2 separate regions of the Mus musculus genome follow, and region 1 is linked to region 2. A link is a loop called in an ENCODE intact Hi-C map of the cell type or tissue named here. Cell type or tissue: left cerebral cortex. All regions are shown on one strand.

Evidence for each region. A loop is a pair of places that touch in the nucleus more often than their neighbours do. Peaks named below come from ENCODE experiments on the same cell type or tissue, not always from the same donor. Only the 100,000 strongest peaks of a DNase experiment are listed, where the experiment ranks them.
Region 1: it touches region 2 in a loop (6-fold over the local background); 23 of 42 quality-filtered maps call a loop at or near these places.

What each region holds. Positions count from the first base shown.
Region 1 is chr11:66,609,893-66,617,892 of GRCm38, reverse strand. No RefSeq gene overlaps it. Among named protein-coding and RNA genes, the nearest start is that of Gm40028, 67 kb to the right of the region's middle. In left cerebral cortex, a CTCF peak has its summit at 4,557 (motif pointing left); DNase peaks (open chromatin) are centred at 4,559 and 7,942.
Region 2 is chr11:66,865,516-66,873,515 of GRCm38, reverse strand. No RefSeq gene overlaps it. Among named protein-coding and RNA genes, the nearest start is that of Pirt, 42 kb to the left of the region's middle. In left cerebral cortex, a CTCF peak has its summit at 1,621 (motif pointing right); DNase peaks (open chromatin) are centred at 1,619 and 3,967.

The DNA.
Region 1 (8,000 bases), 260 kb after region 2:
GTGGATGCTCACAGTCAGCTATTGAATGGACCACAGGGCCCCCAATGGAGGAGCTAGAGAAAGCACCCAAGGAACTAAAGGGAACTGCAACCCTATAGGTGGAACAACAATATGAACGAAGCAGTACCCCGGAGCTCGTGTCTCTAGCTGCATATGTATCAGAAGATGGCCTAGTCGGCCATCACTGCAAAGAGAGGCCCATTGGACTTGCAAACTTTATATGCCCCAGTACAGGGGAATGCCAGGGCCAAAAGGGGGAGTGGGTGGGTAGGGGAGTAGGAGGGGTATGGGGGACTTTTGGTATAGCATTGGAAATGTAAATGAGCTAAATACCTAATAAAAAATGGGGAAAAAAGCCTCTGTGTCATTATTCATACTGCTGGTGGGTCCAGGAAAGTCCCACTATAAGTAATATGTCATTTTCAGTCATTTTATTGCTGGATTCCTTCAACAGAATAAAAGTGTTGGGCCTCTAGAGCCATGGCCTATTTAGTCTTAGGTTCTTGGCCACTTTAACAATGACTGATATAGATTCTATCTCCTTCAGTGAGCTAAAATTCTATCAGGAAGTAGTTGGTTTCTCCTGTAACATTTGTAGCACTATTGTACTGTCCTATTTTACAGGCATGTCACTGTTGCAGGACACAGGGTGTATCTGGGGAGATTAATTGTTGTCTTTCTCCTCCAGGAGTGTGTAGAATGTCTTCAAGTGCCATGAACACTATTTAATAGGGGGTGAAGCTTCTTATGAGGCACCAGTTTAATCTCTCTGAATTTGAGGAAACAAGTAAATATTGTCTTCAGGCCTTACTATTAGGTTTTGAAGAGCAATTAACATGGCCTTGGCATTAGCCTGTGTTGAAGAAACAGACTTTTGGCTCATATGATGCCTTTAACTTTGAATTTATACATTGTGTTCTCTTAATATAATCTCTATATTTTATAGTTTTCTTCTGAACACTTCAGCTGCATCTTTGCCTCTACTTTTAGCTTAATCTCCTTAGATACTTTTGTGTTATGTCTATAAATATCAGATAGGACACACATATGTTTATGGTTTGACCTAATCTGCCTTTTCCCCAGGAAGCATGGTATGTTTGTGCTACTGATAGGAACATTATGTTTGATCTTTCTTCTGTTATCTTTCCATGCTTGTATATCTTTTATATTTGATTTGCTTTTGGATTTTTGATAAAAAGTATTTAGCATTTTGAGGGGCATGCCATCTTTTAGTCTTACTGATTTTCATCACTAATTTTCTTTTAAAATGCCTTTTAGAAACAATTTCTTGAAACATATCTCCTTAATTATCAGAATCAGAATTGAAACACAAATCTAATTTGCACATTCAAAACAAAGTGTGGCTTGTGCTGTCTGACTTCATTCTGTGACCTTCTCTTCAGTCAGGGTCTATGTGCACTTTCTTTTCAACACTTATGTTTTATATATTTTTACTAACTCTTTGAGAATTTCATACATTATAATTCAGTAATAGTCCCCTTCTCTTCACCTCATCTCAGATCCTCCTACTCCATACCCTACCAACTTATGTCCTTATTTTTTAAGAACTCCGTTTAGTCCAGCTAGTACTATGTATATACTTCGGTGTGTGGCCATCAGTGGAATTTGTTAGACCTGCCAGAGTTCACACTTTTAAAGAGAACTAATTCTTCTCCTGGTGGCTATCATTTACCAATATCTCCTGAGCTAGGGGTTGGGCCTTCAGGCTCACACCCTGCTCCATGCTGGGGGTCTTGTTTGTTTTGAGCTTTATGGGTCTTACATATTTAGTGCAAATCTCTGTGTAGCTCACAACTTACTTTTTGAGATTTCCCACTTTGTCAACTCATTTATTTACTCCTTTATTTGTTTTCAGTGGAGACTGCCACCTGGATCTTCCCAAAAATACCAAAATATAAGAGACTGTAATATTCTCAGAAACCTACATATGTGCTCCTGTATACTTAAAATTCTGTCTGGATTACTCACGGTACATAATAAAGTGGAGTTGCTATATAGAAGACTCAGGTGGTATTTAGAGAATCATGACAAAAACAAAAGATTGGTTCACATTCAATGCAAACACAATTTTTCTTCAAGTATTTTTATCACACAGTTGGTTGATTTTACAGATGCTGAACCTGTGGCTATGAGGTCGGTGACTGTACTTCCGTCCACATAACCAAGCCTGCTCCATATCTGTCCTGGATGGCAGGACAGTATTGCTCAGAGTATTCTAGGGAGAATCTTTGTCCTGCTTTCTAGGCATCTGAAACCAATCAGAGGAAGCTCTGTGGTCCCAGAAGGAGATAGGCAGGGGAATGTCCAGGGAATGTGTAATGGGGAAAGTATTGAAGACACACCAACCTGTACAGGTTTCTAAGAAAGATGTCCTGGCAGTGGTGAAGGTGGGCACTGTGTTGATTCTTTGTCTAAAAACTGGACACCATCATAGAGAAGAATATGTAAAGCCAGAGCAAGAGGAAATACAAACAACTCAGTGTTGCAGGGACCTGGCTCCTGGTATGAAAACAAGAGGGGCAGAGGGATAAGGTGGGCCATTCCATGAGGTTAAGACTGACCCTGAAAGTCACGCTGAAGAAAGCTCCTGCTGGAGATTTATGAGAAGGATGTGAATGCAAGAGGATGAGGGTTAAGGCTGAGGATGGACACATGGCAAGCTCTGAATAGTACTTTGGACATTTATAATAAAAACGATTGAAGTGAAGAACCAGCAAGAGGGAAAGAAGCAGAAGGTGGACACCTCTGGACAGTTTCTTTGGACAGACAGGGGAACCTCTTGAGGAGCTACTCCAAACCTGTCCGCTGTGTTTCTTGCTTAAAATCAAGTCCCACTAGAAATGATATGGTGAAGAAATAGCTCTGAGGTCACTGGCCACAGATTGGATTTGGTTTGGGGATGAAGTCCACTGTCAGAGAACGTGAGATGGTACAGGTGCTTTCAAATCCATGTAAGTGACGTCTCTCAGGTAAGCCCCATTATTCCTCAGAGTCTCTCCTGGCCCTTATAAAGTCTTTCATTTTTCTCAAGTGGAAATCATTTGTAACAGTTCATTGATGGATAGGCAATGGTCCTTTATCCATCCTATGGCTGAGCTTTGCACACTAGAGTGTTATGTTCAGCATGAGCAGAATGGCTGAGCAGCAGTCAGCAGCCAGGTGGTATGGAAGTTCTTAATGAGGCTTGATTTTCCCACTGCACCCATGAGACATCCTTACCATCTTCCCATGGAGCTTAGCTATTCTATTTCTCTTCACTCTTTATTTCCTTTAGTGTTTAACTTGTGGAAGTGTTGAGTGACATTTCTCCAAGTTCATTCATTCTTTTCTCCTCTTCTAAGTTCCTAAGGACTATTATTATGCTTTTTGGTTCCGGTTTTACTTTTGATTTTTCTGGAATTTCCATCTCTCTCTCTCTCTCTCTCTTATGACCCATCTGTTCTTTCACATCGTCTGCTTCTTCATTAGAGCCCTTAGCATGTTAATCACGGTTGTTTCAAATCCCCAGTCTAATTCCAGCATCTCTGCCATATTTGATTCTGGGGCCTGCCTTTTCTCTTTACATGGTGTTTTTATTTTTCAGTAAGTCTTGAATTTTCTTTTTCCAACTGAAATACTATGGATTAAATTCAGGACATTTTACATACTAGGTAAGTGTCCTACCCCTGAGCTATGCCTCTAGGCCCTTAATCTTGTCATTTTTTTTATTGTAAGCCAGACAAGGTATACTGTGTAGAAGGCGTACTAATTCTCACTGCTTTGCCCCAGTAAAGACTGCTCACTGCATCTGCCTATTGGTCTCTTCACCTGGGAGACAGCAACTTTCTGATGATCTGGGAAGAGCTGTTGGTTTTTAGTTTGGTCAGCTTTTTCTCCTGGTATGTGAGGGAGAAATGACTTCAAAGCTCCTTATGCGATGTGCTAAAAACTAAATAGGACCTTCATTTGGAATTCCATTCCTGGGAGTTTATAAACTTTCTTTGGATTTTAGAACTTTAGAATGAAAGCTCTTAACCACTCTTTTCTCTTGCTTACAATCACGACAGTAAGAACTAGACTCTTGCCATGAGGGTGTTCGATGAGAGCCAAATCTGCTCTTACATACCTATAGAAGTTACAGGATCCTCCCTCCTGTTTTACAAATAAAGATGCCTAAATTCAGGAAGGTCAAGTGACTTTCTCAACATCACTTAGACAATGACAGACCCAGAGCCTGAGTCCAAGACTACCAAGTCAGTTCAGTATCCCCCCCAAGGTCTTTGTGTATCCATGGTCTGTTGCCCCAGGACAATGAGCTTATCTGACCTTCATTTATTTATAGGCCCAATGGCTCCACAGCAAATACTTTGGAAGAAGAATAGACAGAGTGTCTTTGGGAGCTGTGCTGCTGGGAGGAAATGCTAGCATGATTTGAAGCCAGAACGAAGCATCCTGGCTGCGCAGGATGTATTGCCATGGCAAGGCGGGAGTTAGAGGGCGCAGGAATGTGGGTCATCTTTCTTACTCCCTGGAGTTAATTCAGCACCCTGTCTGAATCACCATTGTCTGCACACTGATGCCCTCTAGTGGTATGAAGAAAGCGCTCCCCCCCCCAACACCCCCACTTCCCTACAAGAAACGTCCAAGATTGAGTTCCCAGGAAGGAAGTGAGGAATTGCCCATCCCCCATCCTACCCCCTGCTTCAGAGGTTTGTCTAGACAGGTCTTTTTATTTTATTTTATTTTATTTTATTTTATTTTATTTTCTCTGCAGACACACCCTTTAACTTCTTTTTATTCAGCAACCCAAAGACATTTAAAACAACCAGTGCAGCAAAGCTTTGCCCAGATGGAGAAACATATGCACCCAGGCCCAAGCTCAGGAAGAGGCACAGAGCAAGTGCTCAGCACACTGAGGTGCGCACGCACAACTCCACACACTTCTGAGAGAGGAAGGGTATCACGAACCCAAGGGGTGTGTTAATAACATCTGAACCCCCTTTTGATAAATGCTATACAAAAGTACAAATATAAAATGAGGTGCAGAGCCTTGTAAGGGCTCTCCCCGACAGCTACAAAGTGAATAATCTTCCCACATAGCCATCTGCTTGTGCACACACAGGGAAGAGATGGTGGAAGCTGGAGCTTAGTTTAATTCTTAATATTACTCCTGGAATTCTATTCCCAATGGGAATAAAGTCACCTTGGAAAGCTGAAAGCTATATATTTAACTCCTATAATGTTACTGCTGCTCAGAATATGTAGACTTGATTCTTGGAGTTGGCCTCAGGTCCTATAGAATATTCCTTGAAATACCATTCATAGTGGCAATTTTATCAGTTACGTGCAGATTCCTTTTTTTTTTTTTAGAACCAAAGTGAATGCTGATAAGTTTTGTGATAGGTGGTCAGGCTGTTTTGTGCTATTTTTGGTTCAGAATAAAGAATCATTTTGGAAGCCATCAAATTTTCTTATACCTTCTTTTGTTGCTTCTATACCATTCTGTGAAGAAGTTTTCTTGAAAAGAAATGCGAAAAGATTTTCATCAATGAAAAAAATCATTTACATTTAACATGTGTGCAGGACCATAAGTCAGGTCTTTGCCAGCGGTTCTCAACCTGTGGGTCAAAACCTCTTTGGCGTCGAATATCAGAAATCCTGCATATCAGATGTTTATATTACGATTTACAACAGTGTCAAAAATTACAGTTATGAAGTAGCAATGAAATTCTAATTTTATGGTTTGGGTCAGCACTCCATGAGGAAATGTGTTAAAGGATAGCAGCATTAGGAAGGCTGAGAACCACTGTACTTGACAGTCCTCCTAGAAGAACAGTGGCTGGTGTCCCACTGCTGAGCTCTGAGGTCTGAGCATATGGAGGCCAGGCTGACTGCTCCAGAGTCACAGCCAAGTGTGTCAGGGACATCAGGAATGATTCATTCCCAGCAGGGCCACCTTAGGTCTCCTCAGACACCCCAAGATTTCCAAAACAATGAAAGATTACAGGAAAGTCTGAGACGTTTCCACCAAACCTTCTTTTCCTCTCTCTTTATAAGGTCAAACTTATTTCATGGTTTGGTGGTTCTCCTAGCATGTCTGGCTTCTTTATTGTTGTTGCTGTTATTGTTATTATTATTTTGCCCAGGTATTTCCCCCAAAAGATCCTATGCCTTTAGTCCCATCTCAATTTTTACTTCTTGCAGAATCTGGTTCAGTTTTCTACCATGGGCAAATTCACCAATGTCAAGAGTTTTCGCTTGCTCCATTAGTCATGTAGGTATATTAGAGTCGGCCTCCATTTCTCTACTCTTCCTTGTTGATATTTTTAGGCCTCAATCCTTTTCATTCTGGGGAACAGAAAAATACCGGGTGCTTCTTCCATGGAAACACTAGGAAGTTCGAATTCCACAAAGCCCCTATCAATGAACTGCCCTGGAGCTACCTCTCCACCAAAACTGAAACCTGAGCCCAGTTTGCAAACACCGAGGACCATTTGGGGCCTGGTTTGAGCTCTTGCAGCATGCAAGTGAGTCACTTTCCATTTTCAGTCGGAGCAGAAGATCCGTCAGAATCTGAGGCAAGTCTGAGAAGCAAGCGGCCTAGCTTCGGAACTGGTGAGGATCCTCTCACCCTCAGCTGCTGTAACAAAATGCCACGTTGCCGGGCTCCTGCAGCAGATGCTCACGTTTCTAGAGGAAGCCTGAAATCACAGTGCCTGCCGAGGGCAAACACGGTTCTTAATGAAAGCTTTCTTTGGCTTCTGTCTTATGGCTTTCTCACCAGACCTCTGTACTGTGAGAGAGAAGGAAGAGGTGGGGGAAGAAGACCGTGCTGTGACCGCTCTTGTTCTTATAAGGACACAAATCCCACCACAGGTGCCCTGCTCCCGTTGGCTCATCTAACTCCAAGTCTCTCCCAAGAGGTAACACATCTCGCTGGGAGTTTGGTCCATAGATGCACTTGGGAGTTTGGTCCCATAGGTGCACTTGTAGGGATCCTCTGTCTGTGATTGCCACTTATGACCACAGTGAGGAAGAAACGTCCTCTCTCCATACTGTGGCAAAGTACCTCAAAGAAACAAGAGGGTAAGGTGCCAGTCGATGCAGTCAGGAGCATGGCAGAACAGAACGGTTCAGTGGTAGCCAGGGACGAGATAGCACAAGGCATGGCCTTCTGGATGGTGCCTCCAGTGATCTCTGCTTCAAATAGGCCAGAAGTCCCAGGGCCTCTTAATGACCTATTTAGACTTGGAATCCATCAGAAGGTTTATAAAAATGATGATGATGATGATGATGATGATGATGATGATAAAGCCTTTTTTCTTTTCTCCCCCACTCTTGGAATGGCAACTTTGAGACTAATTATTTGTTATTAAATGATGCCTGGCATTTAATAACATAATAATAATGAGCTTTGGCTCATTTCTTGACTAGCTGGTAACTTATTCAAACTATTCTATGTCTACCACTTGGTTAGTTACCTCTCCTTCAGTCCCAGCCTGCTTCTTTTCTCAAAAGTCATCCTCGGCATCTCCCTCAGCTTCTCCCTCAGTATCTCTCTCAGAGTCTCCCTCAGCATCTCCCTCAGCTTCTCCCTCGGTATCTCTCTCAGAGTCTCCCTCAACATCTCCCTCCAGGTCTTGCTCAAATCTCTCCCTTTTATTCTTTCACTATTTCCCAGAATCCTCTCTTCCTTCCAATGTCCCACCCCCTATTTCCTGCCTCAACTCATTGGCCATAGAGTTTTTTTATTGACAGGTATTTCTCATGAAAAATCCTCTCTACAAAGGTTAAACCAACCATTGAGTCAAAGCCCTTACTGTCTCCTCACAGGCCAACCAGTGTGTGCGCCAGGAGCTGACAATGGAGACTAAACATTGCCAACACCCACCTTCTCACTTGAGGGGATCACTGGCTCTGCTGTCATTTCCCTTCCTTTGGAGTATGAGCAGGATGACACTCAGCAAAGCTAGCACTACCTACCTACTCCCCACACAGTG
Region 2 (8,000 bases):
CATACGACAATGATGCAGCACTAATATAAAAAAAACAAAGGAGGAGATGTGGATTCTCAAGCCAGATGAGGGACAGTAGAATGCTGCCCTTACCTGGAACATGGCAGGAGTGAGGTCACTCCCTACCCAAGTCAGGTTTGGACCTATTCAACCCCATAGAGACAAAGGCTACATCATGATAGAGCAGGTAGTCTTCTGTTTCCCCACCAGAAACCTAGCTTCTCAGAGATCATGTGGCAGGCACATGATCTAACTGATATGCTTGGAAAGTCCCTGTTTCCTCCTGAATGATTTGTTATTTGAATGGTGTGTCACTAAGGTTTGCCTGTTTTCAATTAGGTCCTCATATGCAAATTAGGTGCATTTTCTCCCTTGTACTTTTTTCTCCCCTTCTCTCCCTGACTCGAGCTATATAAGCTAGCCTTGTCATTTCAATAAACAAGCTGTCCTCCAACACAGTCTCCTGGGTTGTACAGCTGCCAGCATGCAATGGCTGATTGGGGGAGGGGGGCGCTGGGGACCTGCAGGTACATGCAGAGTGCCAACCACGTATGAGAATGAGGTGGAACAGAGCAACTTTCAGTAGTGGAAAAAGTGTGTAAGCCTACAGAAATGAATCCAGGTCTGGCAAGGAGTCCAAAGGAGGGGTCTGAAGAACATGGTTGGTAATAAAAATCCAGTGGGTGTAGCAGATGACAGAAAGGAAGAGTGTACCTTTCACAAACCCATTCAGCCTTCAAGGCTAACGTGAGGCCCACCCACCAATGACACCAATGCAGGGACACCAAGGAGCCACCCAAACACTCACAGACATCCTCCTGCTCCATCATCCCAAGCCCTACCGCATGATCACTCTTTATAAACCTACGGTCTCTTCATTGCAAGGAAGTTTCCCACCTGCCGCTTTAAAACCAAGAACTCTTCAAAGTGCTGAAGATAGGCCGACATCAGACTCCAGCCTGCAGGACCACGGTAGCATCCATGGTCGAGATTTGGATGGCAGGAAGCTGCAGCATGTGCCCAGCAATCACCACCACTCTGACACTGTGGGGAAGTGTCTCTTTACAGCACTTGAGAGTGGGCTGCCTGAATGCCCACCTCCTCTTCAGCTTTGGAGATGCTGTACTGCAGGGTGCTACAATGTAGCTGTTTTAATATCTTTTCCACTTGGATTCAGTTACATAGTGCAGTGCTGGTGTGCACTAAACATTTAGTGCCTGTTTATTGAATGAAATCTAGGAAGACATGGATTCTTAATATCTCTTAAAAATCTAATTTCCCCTAAACCCAATTAACTTCAAAGCCTCAGCCAGGTATTTCTACAGTAGTGTGGCAATAATAAAATAATGGTGTTAATAACTGCAGTCACTATGTAATGGTTCATGCCAGGATGTGTATAAAGAATCTTGTATAGACCTGTTTGTGCATCATGTGCATGCTCATACGTGTGCCCATGCTTGCGTGTTCGTGTGTGTGTGTGTGTGTGTGTGTGTGTGTGTGTGTGTGTGTGTGTGAATTTCTAGGTCCGACTAGCAAGCAGCCTTTGCCTCCAAGGAGGCTCATAAATATCAGAAATGGAGATTATGATTTTACAAGAGTGACCATTAGGTGGCGATGTGATACTGGTATTAACCCTGCTTCTTGCTGTTAGGTCTTAAGAGACTTGAAAACTGTTCTGAGGTGCTGGTGGGATGGTCCAAAGCTTTTTTGGTAGCCAAGATGGCCAAGATGGGGGTTCATGCATCAAGCCTTGTAGCTGTGGTTGAGGGATTTTCCAGGGGTCTGTGGGGGTTCTTTTGGGAGGACCCTGGATAAATCAGGGTGCACTTTCTCCTTGCTATCAACTCAGTTACTTCATTACTTAATTCAGCTCCAAGAGTCATTATTAAATCTCAGTTCTCACCAACATCTCCTCTGTCTTCACACCCTCAATTTTAGACTGGACTGGAACAGGGCAGCACAGAGGCCATTAGTTTCAAATCTCACATTTATGAAGGGCATGCTTAGGCATTTAATGTTATATCCAAATAAGGCTGCATGCAGGGTTATTCTGCCCCCCACCCAATGTTAAAAGGCTCAATCTGTTGCATGAGGAATACTTATTACATGAGAAATATTTAACTTATCCCACATTTTGTCCTCACCTTTAATGAATCTGCATTTGACAACGTTACCTTTCTAAAAATTAGATGTATTTATTTTATGAATATTTTGTCTACATGTATGTATGTATGTACACACCATGTGTGTTCTTGGTGCTCATGAAGGTCAGAAGAAGGGATTAGGTTCCCTGGAACAGAAGTTACAGATGTTTGTGACCTACCATGTGGGTGCTGGGAATCAAATCTGGGTCTTCTGCAGGAGCAGGAAGTGCTATTAACCACGGAGCCATCTCTCCGGCCCTTGTATCTTCAGCTTTAATTTATCAAAAATTTCAAATATTGGAAACATTTAAGATTTCTCACTCAGGTGTTGAAAAGTGGTCTTGTATTGAACACTCCAAATGTTTGCAGTCTTACCAAGGGAATTAACACACAACACCTCCTCTCATTCTATTCTGTGCTTACTCGGGCCACTTTAGGTGTTCCATGATATCTTAAAAATTTTATATCATTTATCTACTACTACTACAGTAATATTGCATAAAAATAACCATAAAACCGGAATAGCTTCCTAATGAGTACATTTTTCTTATGTATCTGGAGTCAGATGGCACTTAGTCCTGGGTTCTGCAAACCTCTCTGGCTACCTGGTCAATCTGAATTAGCCTTTTGCTGAGGTGCCTAGCTAGGGCCCTCCCTTCTGCCTGAGCAGGGTAGTCCAGACTTGCCTGATGGTGGTGGGAGATGTGCAAATGCCTAACCCTACATGCAATTCCACCCCACAAACTTCATCTTCCCTTGTTCTCACCACCATCTTACTGACCCAAGTCAGCTCCATGAGTCAGCTCAAAGCCAAGCAGGACCTACAACAGTAGACACGTATAGCCCAGTCACTGGCCAAGGGCATGATACAAGCAAGAGCCAAGTATAGGTTCCACTGCCACCTGACATGTAGTGTTTGCAAAGATGATAAGAACCTCCCAAGAAGATGCATTAAGGCTGTCTCCAGGACCTATATCCACGAATGTCAGTGTCATTCGGTATAGACACGTTTTTGAATTTAAGGGCTTAATTTTTTTGTTATTCATGTACTTTCAAAGACTACCTAGAACATAGAAACTTTGGACATGACTGGGTGCTCATGTTGAGTGAGCACATCACTCCCATCTCAGGTTCTCTGCTAGGTTCTAGGGAGGATAATGGGACAAAATAAAGCCTTTATTTCAAAGCACATTTCAGTATGTGTGTTTCCTGAAAGTCATTGCTCAGAGGTTGGGATCAGGAGGTGGCAAGATATTCTGCAGTCTCAGCCCAAATAAAGTTTGTATCATTAGGATGTCTTGGAGGCTGAAAGTCAAGGAGAGACAAACACTAGAGGAGGCATAATAAATGCAGGAACTCAACTTCTGTAGTTCCCAGTATAGGTTATCCTGTAGAAACCCTATGACGCACAGATAAACAAACATACCAGCTTTTAAAAAATGCAAGGAGAGACCTCTTAGTTATTGGTGTCACCAACTGAATAATGAATTTTATTTTAGCAGTTCGCTCCAGAATCTCTCTCTGAAAAGGAAAATTGCCTCTGTCCTGGAGAAAACCTTGATAAGATGCTCAGGGTTGAAGGTGAGACCCTGAAGGCATGGGTGTCCACGGAAATAAATTGTTGGTTCTCTTCTCTTCTCGAAAAGAAGGAAGAGGAAAAGAGACAGAGGGGAGGAGAATAAGGGAGAAATAAGACCCGAGGAGCTGACATGAGACCTTTGGAAGAGGGAAAAGCGAGACAACTTTGTGAGAAAATGTGCAATGTGTTCCAGGCCTCAGAAGAAGTAGTCTAGTGTGCGGTTTCCAGTAGACTGTTGCAGATGCTGTGTGGGATGCTCCCATGTGATGCCAAAGCTCACAAGAGCATCTGTACTTTCTCTGCTTTCACCTGCTCTTGCTATCCTTCAGGGGAAATGATGGATGGATCTCTTTTCTCCTCAGGATAAACGTGGTATAAATGGGTATAGGAGAGTTACATAGAAGCAGGAGCCCAGGGACCAAGACTTTTAGGATTGAGGACTAGAGGTCTTAGCAAACAGGCAAAGGCTTTGGATGTTCAAAGACTGTAGAGTGGAGTATGGTAGGGGTCTGCATGTGACACCTACTCTATGACATTCTCTAGTTGGGGAATACTCAGCTGGTTTCTTACGTCCTGCCTCTGTCCACTGACCTCTGTATGAGGATAGCAGTAGCATTTTCTTCATGGAGTCTCGGGAGGGTCCCACATTGGATAATGGGCACGGAGCACAAGGTATATATGCCTGGCATGTGCTTTCATGGATGGGATGCCAGCTCTCACTATTTTTGTCATCACTGTCCTTATTATTGCTCTTTTGCTGTTATTCGTGGATGGCCCCTAAGCAGCCTTGGCTTCTTTGTTGAGAATTAACTCAGGCCTGGGAATCAGAGAGCCAGGATATAGTCTCAGCTGCCACGGGGCCTTGAGAAAGTCACTTTGCCCTTCAAGGCCTCAGGCTTCACTTTCCTTACCACTGTAAGGAAATGGCTGTTTCCCCCTACCTCTACTTGCAGCAGACTCCCAGTCTCATGAAGTCTGTTTATTTTGATATTACAGGAAGCAGCCCTAGTTTATGATCAACAGTTCACTCGGAAATCCATTTTCCTCACTCAGCATAAATGTTGAAGTGAGCCTAACTCCATGTGTTTGTTTACGCCCCTTGGGAAGTTATTTTTCCCTTTTTACTTAATTACCTGATACCCAGACATTGCTCTGCAAAATTCCCCTCCAATACATTTTGTAAAGTCATCTAGACTCCCTCATTCGGTGCTTTGATTAAAATGCGCAGTCTTCTCCCGGCTTCGGCTCCATGTTAAATAATTGCACCTCCAGTGAGAAAGTCAACAGTACACGAAAGAGTTCAGGGAGGAAGATAAATAATAGGATCCAAAGCCAGCAGGGAGTTTACACTCCAGTGCCCAGGCAGAGTTGTGACCTCTTCCAGATGAGGCTGGCTTTAGGCTACTTTCTTTCCAAAATCAGAAGCATAATCCCCAGGCAGAGCAACGTTCTCACTGTCTATCTGTCACAATTACATCTCTGCTTGACTTGGTCTGCAGCCTGGGGAAGGAAGGACAGGGCGAGGTTTGGTTGCTTTCTGGGAAGCAACTCATCTCCCACCAGGGCCAAACTTCATTCCCTCCGCTTCCCCTCCCCCATAATTCCTTTGATAGTGTTCCACTCCAACTATGAGCATGTCCTGGATACAGGACACAGATCTTAGGGTCTGTGCTACTCCTGATAGAATGGCAACTTTGAATCAGGTCCCACCTTTCTCACTGTTTGATGATACTGACCTTAGTCATTTTTTGACCTTTTTCTGACCTCCATTGCCCTCCCTGCTTCTATAAAAGGAGCTTGACAGTGTAGTCAGACTTCTGCCAAACACACCTATGTCATGAGCTTGCACTGTGACCCTGGACAGGTGCTACAACTTCTCTGAGACCTAGTTTTGATCATCTAGAAGAATGGTTCAGAATTGCTGTGAAAAGCAAGCCATTTGAGACAATATGCCCAATGCCCAACATATAATGTCAGACAGAGATTGCATTTTGGGGGGGGGGGGAGCAATTGGTATGAAGTTCTGAAAGGATCAAGAGCTGAGGTTCCAATTAGGTTTTCATCTTGGGCCCATCAGATTTTTAGCTGTGACATCAGGTAAGTCATTTATCTTCAGTGTCTCTGATTTCTGATCTGTAAATAGAGATAATGAATGTCTACCTTGTAAAGTGTTAAGATGGTGAGATTAAATCTCTCCAACACACACATCAACCTTTCTGGCAAAGAGTGAGAGTTCTTTGAGTGCCTATGCCTCAGGGTGGTGATAATGATCTAGACCTTAATGAGCTGCTTCTGAGTTCTAGAAAGTAAAGCTCAATTGAAAATGGCATCCTAATGACTGTGGTCCAAGATTCCTAGTGTGCTGGTGAATCTTCAGTGTTGATTTGACTGGATCTAAAATCACCCAGGAAACAATGCCTCTAGGTGTGTCTGTGAGGTCGTTTCCAGTGAGATTTAGCTGAGGTGAGAAGATCACTCATGTGAGAGGTATCAGACCACTAAGTTCAGGTTCTGGGGTGAATACAACAGGGAAAACAAGAAAAACTTTCATATATTTGTTTCCTGACTGTGGGCATAACATGGCCAGCTACCTCACTCCTTGGCTGCCTATGCATCTCTGGCATAATGGACTATACACCCTCAGACTGTAAGCCACATGACCCCTCCACTCCTCTGCTGCCCATGCACCTCTGGCATGATAGACTGTGCACTCTCAGACTGTGAGCCATGTGAACCCTCTACTCCTTAAGTTGCTTTTACCAGGTGTTTTGTCCCAAATAGGGAAAGTAACTAATAAACCTAGTGCTTCAACTTTGAGGTACCAGGATTCAAAATCCAGTAACCAAACTTACAGATTGTTCATGAATTTTCATTCTTGTTTCACAAGGCATGACCAGGACCTTGAAGAGCCAGAGTGGCATCTGATAGCCCTTTAACTTAACACCCTTCTATTATCCCAACATCTGCTCAGCTTTCTGCCCATCCATCTGTCCATCCATCCATCCATTCATCCACCCATCCATCCATATCAAGTTGTTAGAAAGTCTTTATGGGGTCTTGAAAGGGTACTGCTTTGTACCGAACACAAGGCATATGCTTGGCATGTGCTTTTATGGATGGGATGCCAGCTCTCACTGTTTTCATCACCACTGTCCTTATTATTGCTCGTTTGCTGTTATTCCTGGCTGGCCCCTAAGTAGCTTTGGCCCCATTGTTGAGAATTAACTCAGGCCTGGGAATCAGAGAGCCAAGGTATAATCTCAGCTGCCACATGAATTTATAAGATGCATAGCATATAAAGCCCACAGAAGAGCTGTTTTAGTAGAAATAAGCAAGGATGAACAAAAGAGTAGAGTTTAAGAGAAAATGGAGGATTGCAGGGACTTGTGTTCTTCTGGGGAGCTTTGTGATGGTTTTTAGGGGCTGGTTCTGAACACAAGGAGACTCAGTGTCCTCCTCCTGTTTCTTCATTGCTGATGCTCTGTGGAGGTATCTCCTCTCTGACCTCAGACTCTCTTGATTACAGTATACCACAGTGGTTGCACACAGGGGCCTTGGATCCCAGCTGTCTTGACTCAAGTCCCATGTCTCTAATCTACTTCTTATTGGCTCGATCTGGAGGTAATTGAGTAATTCTCTGTGCTTTGGTTTCCTAATCAGTATACAGGGCTGGTGGTGTAGCTCAGTGGTCTAGCAAGCCTGAAACCTAGGGTTCAATCCCCAGCATCTAAGTAAATAAACAAACAAATATTCAAATATGGGATGATAATATGCTCAGCTATACAGTGGGAAATAAGAGGCATTAATGAGTGTGCTGTGCTTGGCATGAGCCTAGAATACCAACATGCTTAAATGTGTTTGCTTAGCTTAAAATTATCATGTTGTTCTTGATGTGGTTCCTACTGTGTTAAGACAGAAGAAGATAGCTCAAAATGCAGCTAAAGATGCTGGTAGTGACCCTGGCCTTCTAGAGGATTTAGTGGGAAAGTTTGGGAAGTTAAAGCAAGTCAGATTAGTGTGCATAGGAGTCTGCGGAAGGACACTATGCCCCTCCTTAGATTTGGGAACAAAACACCCATGGAAGGAGTTACAGAGACGGAGTTTGGAGCTGAGATGAAAGGATGGACCATGTAGAGACTGCCATAGCCAGGGATCCACCCCATAATCAGCATCCAAACGCTGACACCATTGCATACACTAGCAAGATTTTATTGAAAGGACGCAGATGTAGCTGTCTCTTGTGAGACTATGCCGGGGCCCAGCAAACACAGAAGTGG